2 separate regions of the Homo sapiens genome follow, and region 1 is linked to region 2. Evidence: read pairs that join two places in POLR2A ChIA-PET (ENCODE). Cell type or tissue: HepG2. All regions are shown on one strand. Each heading gives the region's core, and the rest is flanking DNA. Links, peaks and the distances in the headings are about the cores only. Region 1 has its middle 35 kb from the start of TMEM17. Region 2 has its middle 38 kb from the start of TMEM17.

Region 1 (4,392 bases), core at 262-4,261, 73 kb after region 2:
AGTCGAGGCTGCAGTGACCTGAGATTGCACCACTGCACTCCAGCCTGGGTGACAAAGTGAGACCCTGTCTCAAAAAAAAAAAAAAAAAAAAAAAAAAAAAAAAAGGATAACTCAAGGCAACAGGTTAATGGCCATAGAAAAACAGAGGTAAGAAATTCAGTTAGGTCACAATTATAGTAGATAACAAGATCTGGAAAGCAGTAGCAGTGGGAATAAGGAAGAGGACTGGATTTGAGACCTTTTAGAGGTAGATTAGATAAGGACTCAGTGACTGTTTGGAGACAAAGGGTGAAAAAAGAAGCAGTATATACTGACTTTGCATTTGGATGCTTGGGAAGATGGTGATGTCACTAACAGCTGGTGAATATAGTTCAGTTTTAGATAAAAGTGAGTTTAAAGCGCCTGGGTAATGAGAAAAGTTGAGAAAGAAACTGAAAGTTTGAGTCTGCAGCTGAGGATTGGAGGTTGTAGTAGGCTGAATAATGGCCCCCAAACATACCCAGATTCTAATCCCTGGGACCTGTGGATGTTACCTTACATGGCAAAAGAAACTTTACACATGTGATTAAGTTAGGGAATTTTTTTTTTTTTTGAGATGGGAGTGCAGTGGTGCAAACACAGCTCAATGCAGCCTCAACTTCCTGAGCTCAAGCAATCCTCCTGCCTCAGCCTCCTGAGTAGCTTGGACTACAGGCGTGCACCACCACGCCTGGCTAATTTTTTATTTTTTGTAGAGACAGGGTCTCATTATGTTGTCCAGGCTGGTCTCAAACTCCTGAGCTCAAGCAATTCTCCCACCTAGGCCTCCCAAGGTGCTGGCATTACAGGGATGAGCTACCACACCCAGCCAAGTAAGGCATCTTGAGATAGGGAGATGATCCTGGAGATCCAGGTAGACCCTAAATATAGTCTCGAGTGTCCTCATAAAAGAGAGACAGAGGGAGATTTGACTACAGCAGAGGGAGTAATAGATGTAACAGTGGAAGCAAGAGGAAGGAATGATGTGAGAAGGAATCACAATCCAAGGAAAGCAATAATCTCCCAGAAGCTGGAAGAGGCAGAGAAGGGATTCTCTTCTAGAGCCTCCAGGAGAAACCAGCCCTGCTGATACATTGACTTTAGCCTGTTGGAACTGACTTCAGACTTCTGGCCTTTAGAACTATAAGATAGTACATGGTATTTTTTAACCACCAGATTTGTGATAAAGTTGTTTCAGCAGCTATAGAAAACACACAGAGGTATAGGTCAGGGACTAATTGGTAAGGAGCACCAAAGTAGTGGGAATGAGTAAAACTGTCTAGAGGGAGAGGGCCTGTAGAATGAGAAGAGGGGAGGACCAAGGAAGAAACCCTTGAAATTGACTTTTAAGCCTCAGGCAGCAGCAGAGGGACTTCCATGTCTGGCAGTATGACAGACTACATACCTTGAATGATAGCTCACTGAAAACAACTACAAATAATTAACAAAGTATTTTTTAATCTTTTGAAGTGCATGTTTATGCTGGCAGAAGTAAGGAATACTCAGAGGTCAAGTATTATATGCAAGTGGAAACCCAGGAGAGTTTTCCACAGGAGAGGTTTCCATAGGAGAGGTTTCCATAGGAGAGGTTTCCACAGGAGAAGTTTCCACTTGGAGAGGTTTCTTGGGTTTCCACTTGCATCTAATACTTGACCTCTGAGTATTCCTTACTCCTGAGTATAAGCAGAAACCTGGAGAGGTTTTTGCCTTGAGAGTATCTGCCAAATTCACATGAGTGAATAAGTGAATACAGTGGTCAACGTGTACACAGAGTGAGTCTAACTGTAGTCCCTTCCACCTCTGCTTAGAGCTGGGTCCACAAAAGATTACACTGTTTGTGTAAGGATGGGTTACAAATTAACTTACTGCCTTTCCCCAAGCCCCAGAGTATTGTAAGGAAAATTGCCTGCCTTGAGACTTGACTTTAAATGGAGGGAGAAAAAAACATCTCCCCTGAGAACTCATAACATAGCCAGCACTCACACAGTCTTGCAGCTCAAATTCACACTGTTCTTTAGAGTCCAAAAAATTCAAGTCAAGAATTAAGTTCACAGTAAACCTTAATTTGTAGTTTCCAGGCAACTGACAGAAACAAATGCAAACCTATTCTAGAAGTACCCATCTTCAACACAGGCCTCGATGGCTTCTCATCAATAAATTCTAAAAAAAATACAAGCTCATGGTCAAAATCACAAAATGCAAAAGGAAATAATTGCTCTAGTCAGTTTTGTGTTGCTATAACAGAATACCTGAAACTGGATGATTTAGAAAGAAAAGAAGTTTATTTGGCTGACGATTCTGGTGGCTGGAAAGTCCAGGTTTGAACATCTATATCTGGCAAGGGCCTCAGGCTGTTTCCACTATGGCAGACAGCAGAAGGGGAGGGGATACCTGCAAAGAGATCCCACGGCAAGAGAAGAAGCCAGACATTAACAACCTGGTCTCTCCGAAATAATTCATTCTCACAAAAGCAAAAATTCACCCCAGCAGGAGGGCATTAATCTATGAATGAAGAATCCACCCCCATAATCCTTTAATGAGGACCCAAACACCTCCCACTAGGCTCCCACTCCCAACACTGCCACATTGGGAATGAAATTTCAACATGAGTTTTGGCAGGGACAAACCAAACCATAGCAATAATGTAGCATGAGCAAAGGCCAGCATAAACATGAATAACAGAATCAGACTGCAAAGCTTTAGCTATTGAAATTACTAAACACAGAACATAAAATAAGCCTATTAAATATATTAAAAGAAATAAGAGAAAAAAATGAAAATATGCATAAAACATGACCAGAAGATTTGAAGAAGACCTGAAAGAACTACTAGAAGTTTAACAGGTAATATTTCAAATTAAAAATACAATAGACAGGTTTAACAGCAGAATAATCACAACTGGAGAATAGATTCAGATGGATAGATCCAAGAAAATTTCCAGAATGTAGCCCTAAGAGACAGAAAATATGAATGAAAGGTTATAAAACATGAAGACAGTCTTGTGAAAAATATAACAATTATCTAATTGGAGTTCCAGACAGACAGGAGAGAAGGAGAAGGGCAAAGGTAATAACTGAAGAGGTAATGGCTGAGGATTTTTTAGAAATGACAAACCACAGTTTTTAAAAGCCCAACAATCCCAATAAGGATAAATAAAAGGACATTCACACTTAGACATCATGTAGTTGAACTACAGAATACCATAAACAAAGAAAAAAAGTTGAAAAGCAGCCAGAGAAAGATAAGACAGATTAGCGTACTTTCAACAGGGCAATTAGACTTCTTAACAGTTACAGAAGCCAGAAAAAGTTTAACATTTTCAATGTGTTGAAAGAAAATTACTGTCAACCAGAATTTGAATATTATCTTTCAAAAACAATGACAAAGTCAGACACCTTCAAAGAAACAAAAACAGAGTTTGCCATCAATAGACCCTCACTAAAGGAAATTCTAAAGGCTGCTATTTAGGCAGGAAGAAAGGGAACAAGGAAGGTCAGAGATGAATAAAAGAATGAGGAGCAAGGAGAGTGCTGAATATGTGCTTAATTGTAAATAAATATTGGCTACAAAGATCAATAATTTTTTAAAAAAATATCTTTTTAAAAAATAATATCTTAAGGGGCTGAAAAAACAAGATAGAAATGAAATACACAGCTGTCAATAGCATGTAACTGGGAGGGGAGGATCAGAATTAAAGTGTTTATTGTGTGGTAGGATGGTAAAGATATTAAGTTTCCAAGTTAAAATTTCTAGCATAACTACCAAGAATGTATAACTTTTTAACTATAAAGGGAAAAAGTGGAAAGAGAAGAATAATACAAAGTAGATGAGAATAGAGGAAAAAACAAAATATTGAAGGTTCAAGATACATAAAAAGCACAATATAAGATGGTGAAAATAAATCCAAATGTATCAATAAGTAAAATAGACTACTCAATTTATAAGCAAAGACTGACTGGTAGTATATATTGTGTTTTAAAGAATGCAGGTATATTCTCTTAAGTCACATTTAAAACATAAGGATTCAAAAATGTTAAGAATAAGAGCGTGAAAAAAAATTGTATCACGCAGACACTAACCAAGAGGATGTTGGTGTTGCTATATTAGTATCAGACAAAATAACCCTTAAGGCAAAAACCTTCACGAAAGATAAAGAGAACATTTCATAAAGAGTTTCATAAATAAAAAAGGTTCAGGCCGGGCGTGGTGGCTCATGCCTGTAATCCGCGCACTTTGGGAAGCCAAGGCGGGTGGATCACCTGAGGCCAGGAGTTGGAGATCAGCCTGGCCAACGTGGTGAAACCCTGTCTCTACTAAAAATGCAAAAGATAGCCAGGCATGGTGGTGTGCCACTGTAATCCCAGCTACTCGAGA
Region 2 (4,392 bases), core at 165-4,164:
TTGTCATTGATAAAGGACAAAGGATCTGAGAGAGAGGAAACCTTCTGAAAAGTTTTCTAGGAGTTTGGAATGTAAAGTTCTTCACCAATGAGTGAAGGATAAACTCCAGCCAGTAGGGTTTGATTCTGCAGGGTGGTAGTGGTGGGGGAGGGGTTCTGTGGCTGGTGCTCTGGGGTGGGAGGCAGTGAAAGCGGAACCTTCCTGCAGGGGCCCCTGGAAGCTGAGCATCCTTGGTGGAAATCCAAGCTCAGCCTGCTTCCTGCCTGCTGGTCCCAGACGCTGAAGCGCAAAAGGGAGAAAATGGATGTTGGGAAACAGTCCAGGAACATTCAACGTCGGCTGGGAAGTTAAACCAAATGCGATGTGAGTGTGACTTGCTATGTTCAGAGAGGTGGGAGGCCTACTTGGCCACATGAGGAGACAGAAAATGAGGCTAAGTTCAAGCTCACCATATGGGGGAGAGGGACTGGTCCTGTCTGGAACTTTCTGGATGTGCAGATGCCACCCTCCCTGAGCTGGCACACTTGGCCCTGGAAGCCTTAGGAAGCAGCTTATTTGAGGGTTCCACCTTTCCAGGCAGAATAGACCAACTGGAGGACCTGGGACTGCAGCCTGGCAGGGCTTTGCGCTGACCCCGCCCATCATCTCCCCTCTGAGAGGGGGAGCTACAGCAGTAGAAGGTCAAAGCAAGTGGGACCTGAATTTGACTTGCTATGTTTGGTGGAAGGTGTGGGTGGCTCAACTGCTCAGCTGCATGCGGGGCCATGGAGAGTGTTTCGTCCAACATTCTCAGTCCTGGCTGCATATTGGCATCACCTGGGGACTCCTTTTTCGAAACACTAATTCCATGGCCCCGAGCCCTTAGACATTCCATTTTATTTAATTTATTTATTTATTTGAGATGGAGTCTCGCTCTGTTGCCCAGGTTAATAGGTTCCAGGTGAGACCCAGGAATCAGTGGTTTGGTTTTTCTTTTTTTTAAGCTTTTTATTCTGAAAAACAGGGAATGGAATGACCCCACCCTCTTACCCCCAATTTACGTATTATCCCATTTAAACAATTTCAACACTTAGCCAGTCCTGTTGCAGCATTTCCCCCCGCCCACGCCTCCCCACCCCTGCACCTGCCCCTTGTTTACTTTGAAGCTATCACAGACATTCCCTGCCCATGATTGCAGGATCCCCAGGTGGTTCTCTTGTGCAGACAGGATTGAGACCCACGGATCTAGTCCAATCCCTTCATTGTGTAGATAAGCAAACTGCAGCCCAGAAAGGAGAAAGGACTTGCGAAAGTCCCACAAAAAGTCCCTTCCTACTTTAACATTCGATGAACATGTGAACTTGGAAGCACTATAGAGACTTCTGAAGTGTCTTTGTCAAAACACTTCTGGGAAAGTTCACCCAGGAGCCAAGGCCTCATAGAGATAGAGTGGGCTCTGCCTCAGGTGCCAACTGAGCACTTGTCTCTTCTGGTTCAGTCCTGCTTTGTTCTGCTTAGTCTCATTGAAAGACTGAGCAGTAATGACCCTGTTTGAATCCTCCCAAACTGCGTGTCCCTTTGGTTGAAAGTCAGCGGCTCTGTTTTCTGGCTGCAGGGCCAGGTGGAGCTGTGATGATTCAGGGCTGGGAAAGTCAGGGTTTCTGGCCTAAGGAGCTCCTCTAAGCTCCAGAGACATGGAGGCCAAGTAGTCTCAGAGGTTCACACAGTCTGCAAAGGCCAGGTGGCAGGGCCTGGGGTGGTGGGTGAGCTTCCCTGCAGGAGCATGTGGGCATGCCATCTCTCCTTTTTTTTTTTTTTTTTTCTAATCAGAAAACAGATGCGAATTGTGAAACCAAGTGTTTGTTGACTCAGGACTCAGGACGTCTTTCAGAGGAAGCAAATCCTCGGGGTACTCAGCATGCCCTCTGCTGGGTCTGGTTAGGAAGGCTTGGGGTTGAGGAGTTGTTAGTGGTATAACAGTAGCCCCAGAGTTTGATGTGGCTTTGGCAAATGTGCAGGGGGCTGGAGTGATTCCCTTTCCCTCCTCTAGGAAAGCCCCTTTCCACTTCACCCCTGCTGGGTGAGCCCTGTCCTGGTGCTCTTCCACGTGACTCTACAGAGGCAGCCAGCAGCCTTACTGGCTGGCTCTTAAAGAGGCTGCGGTTTGGCCCAGGGCTGAGCAAAGAGAGAAGGCCGTGTGTTCTCTAGCCTCAGGAGAGCTGGGGGCAGGGTATGCCAGCACATCCCTGGACTAGCCTACACCCTGTCAGGTTTTCAAAGCATGGAAAAGACCCTAAAAATTAGAAGATTGGGACCCCACATCTTCGTTTGACATTTAGCCTGAAGTCCAAGGGACAGTCATCTTTGGCCCCTTAAAATATCAGTGACTTCCAGTGGAATTACAGTTGGGGTCCTGACTTGAGCTGTTGATGTTTTTGTCACATCTACGTTTAACCTCTAGATTGCTAGATAGAACTGTGTGTATGTGGGTGCATGTGGGTGTTGGGGGAGAGGGTTGTCACAGTGGACTGAGTGTTCACCATAGAGAGAACTTGGAGACACAGGGGAGAACCAAAGAGTAAAGTCCCAGACTGCAAGACCCTTATGGTTCAGCTGATAAGCAGACAGTCCCATATATGTGCAAGAAACCAAGGATGCTTGTATTTGTGTTTGCCAGCAAGGCCGATTCAGGGGGCTGAAGCCCATCAAGTGTGGCTGTCAGAGAACTGGGGGATGGCTCAGAGGTGGGAGGGGACTAGCTAGAGGCATGGTAGCTAGAGCTAGCAGAGTTTGACAGAGCCAAGTGTTGTCCTTGGAACAAGAACCAAAGGTAACCTAGAAGCCCACATACCCCATTTCTGAATGCAGACCATGGGGTCAATTAGGGTCTATGTCATGTCAGGCCCAGCAATGGCAGCCACCCACCTCTTTTACCCTCTGTCATTGCATCCCCAGATGGCCAAGCCAAACAATACCTTTACTGTTCCAGGAAATGTACAAATGCATTTGATGATATTTCAGGTACACATTTAATTTTTAGTTAGCATAAATGTGTACACTATACAGGCAACACTTAGTACAGAAGAAGGTACATACCTAAATTGGCTAGTGGCATATTCCAACCTCAGGTTCAGGCCAAATAGAACTGGTTGGGCTTGTGGAGATTGCTAACCTCTTCCCTCAAAGAGGACCCAGGATGGGATCAGGGTGGGATGGGACATGTTATGCAAGGCTGGGAGGTCACCTGACCCCGTCACATGTGTGATCTTGGGGAAGTACAAACTTTGCTGAGACTTTTTACCTTCATTTTCAAACTGCATGGGCTCATTTAGCTTCTTGCCAAGATCTTTTCAGCTAATTCTTTTCTTTTTTCTTTAATTAAAAATCCAGAGATTGAATTGCCCTAGAAAATGCAAACATTCAATGGTGTTGCCAAATTAGGATTTCTTCTCCTCACTTTCAGAGCTCTTTCCAAGGAATTTTATTTAAAGAAAACAAACATTTACAGTTGTTGGTTCATCAGTCTGCCTGTTGCCTGTTGCCAGGTGTTGGGAGGCAAACAGCAGTTTGAAGACTATCTGGCTGTTCTTCTGAGTATAGTTGCTGAGGTCAGGAAGATAGAAGGACAGAAGGAGGCACATTCTTGGCTCCTGAGCATAGGAAAGTGTGCAAGGAGGCCCAGGTGGCTTTTCTGTTGGCTGACACTTTGCAGTCTTTGAGAAGACGCAGTGTCTGGTGCTCTAGAAGCAGGCTGTCTCCTGGCCATTGGCTGCCTGGGCAGCCTGGGTCCTGCTGGCTGGCTGCAAGTTTGTCTCAGGTTGTCTGATCTCTTTCCTTTCCGCAGTCCCTGAGAGAGTCCATCCCCACTCCAGTCCCAGGGCCTCTGCCTTTGTATCCCCATGTTCCCCGGGCCTTGATCCACATGTCCAGCATGTCCTCTCATTTTCCTGGCCCCTAAAGAAAAGTTCACCCCTGAGCCAGCAAGCTGCTCCTTCCTTCAGGTCTTGGAGCTCTAAGAAGACACCCATTAGTTGGTTTGTTTCCCTTTGGCATAATTACATCTTGATTAGTCTGCTTCCTCCACTACACTGATTAATCCTTGGCTGGGGGCACCTTTCCTCTGTATTATGAGCACTTCTCTCTCAATCTCTCCACCCCTAGGGTATAATTCCAAGGTCCTAAAGTTCCTCTTCCAAATCACAGGATCCTGGGGCTGGCTCTGGAGAGAGTTAAATGGGACATTGCACTCAAAGACAAATCTACTGTAAGGTTCTGATCTGAATCCCGAAATCTACATGTTCCCATGCAGAGTTCTCAATTCCTGCTTCCTCAATTCCCCTGCCTGGTGTGGCTGCCCTCAGAGGGATAAACATTCATGAGCAGATTTGGGCTCATGCCACAGCCTGTAGTATT

Evidence for each region. Peaks named below come from ENCODE experiments on the same cell type or tissue, not always from the same donor. Only the 100,000 strongest peaks of a DNase experiment are listed, where the experiment ranks them.
Region 1: POLR2A ChIA-PET joins it to region 2 with 6 read pairs; 4 of 35 experiments call an interaction of 5 or more read pairs at or near these places.

Annotation. Positions count from the first base shown.
Region 1 is chr2:62,538,632-62,543,023 of GRCh38, forward strand. No RefSeq gene overlaps it. Among named protein-coding and RNA genes, the nearest start is that of TMEM17, 35 kb to the left of the region's middle. In HepG2, for the core only: no CTCF peak of the experiment used is centred there; a DNase peak (open chromatin) is centred at 1,830.
Region 2 is chr2:62,466,101-62,470,492 of GRCh38, forward strand. It overlaps a transcript of TMEM17 not described here. Among named protein-coding and RNA genes, the nearest start is that of TMEM17, 38 kb to the right of the region's middle. In HepG2, for the core only: a CTCF peak has its summit at 1,888 (motif pointing left); DNase peaks (open chromatin) are centred at 1,241 and 1,871.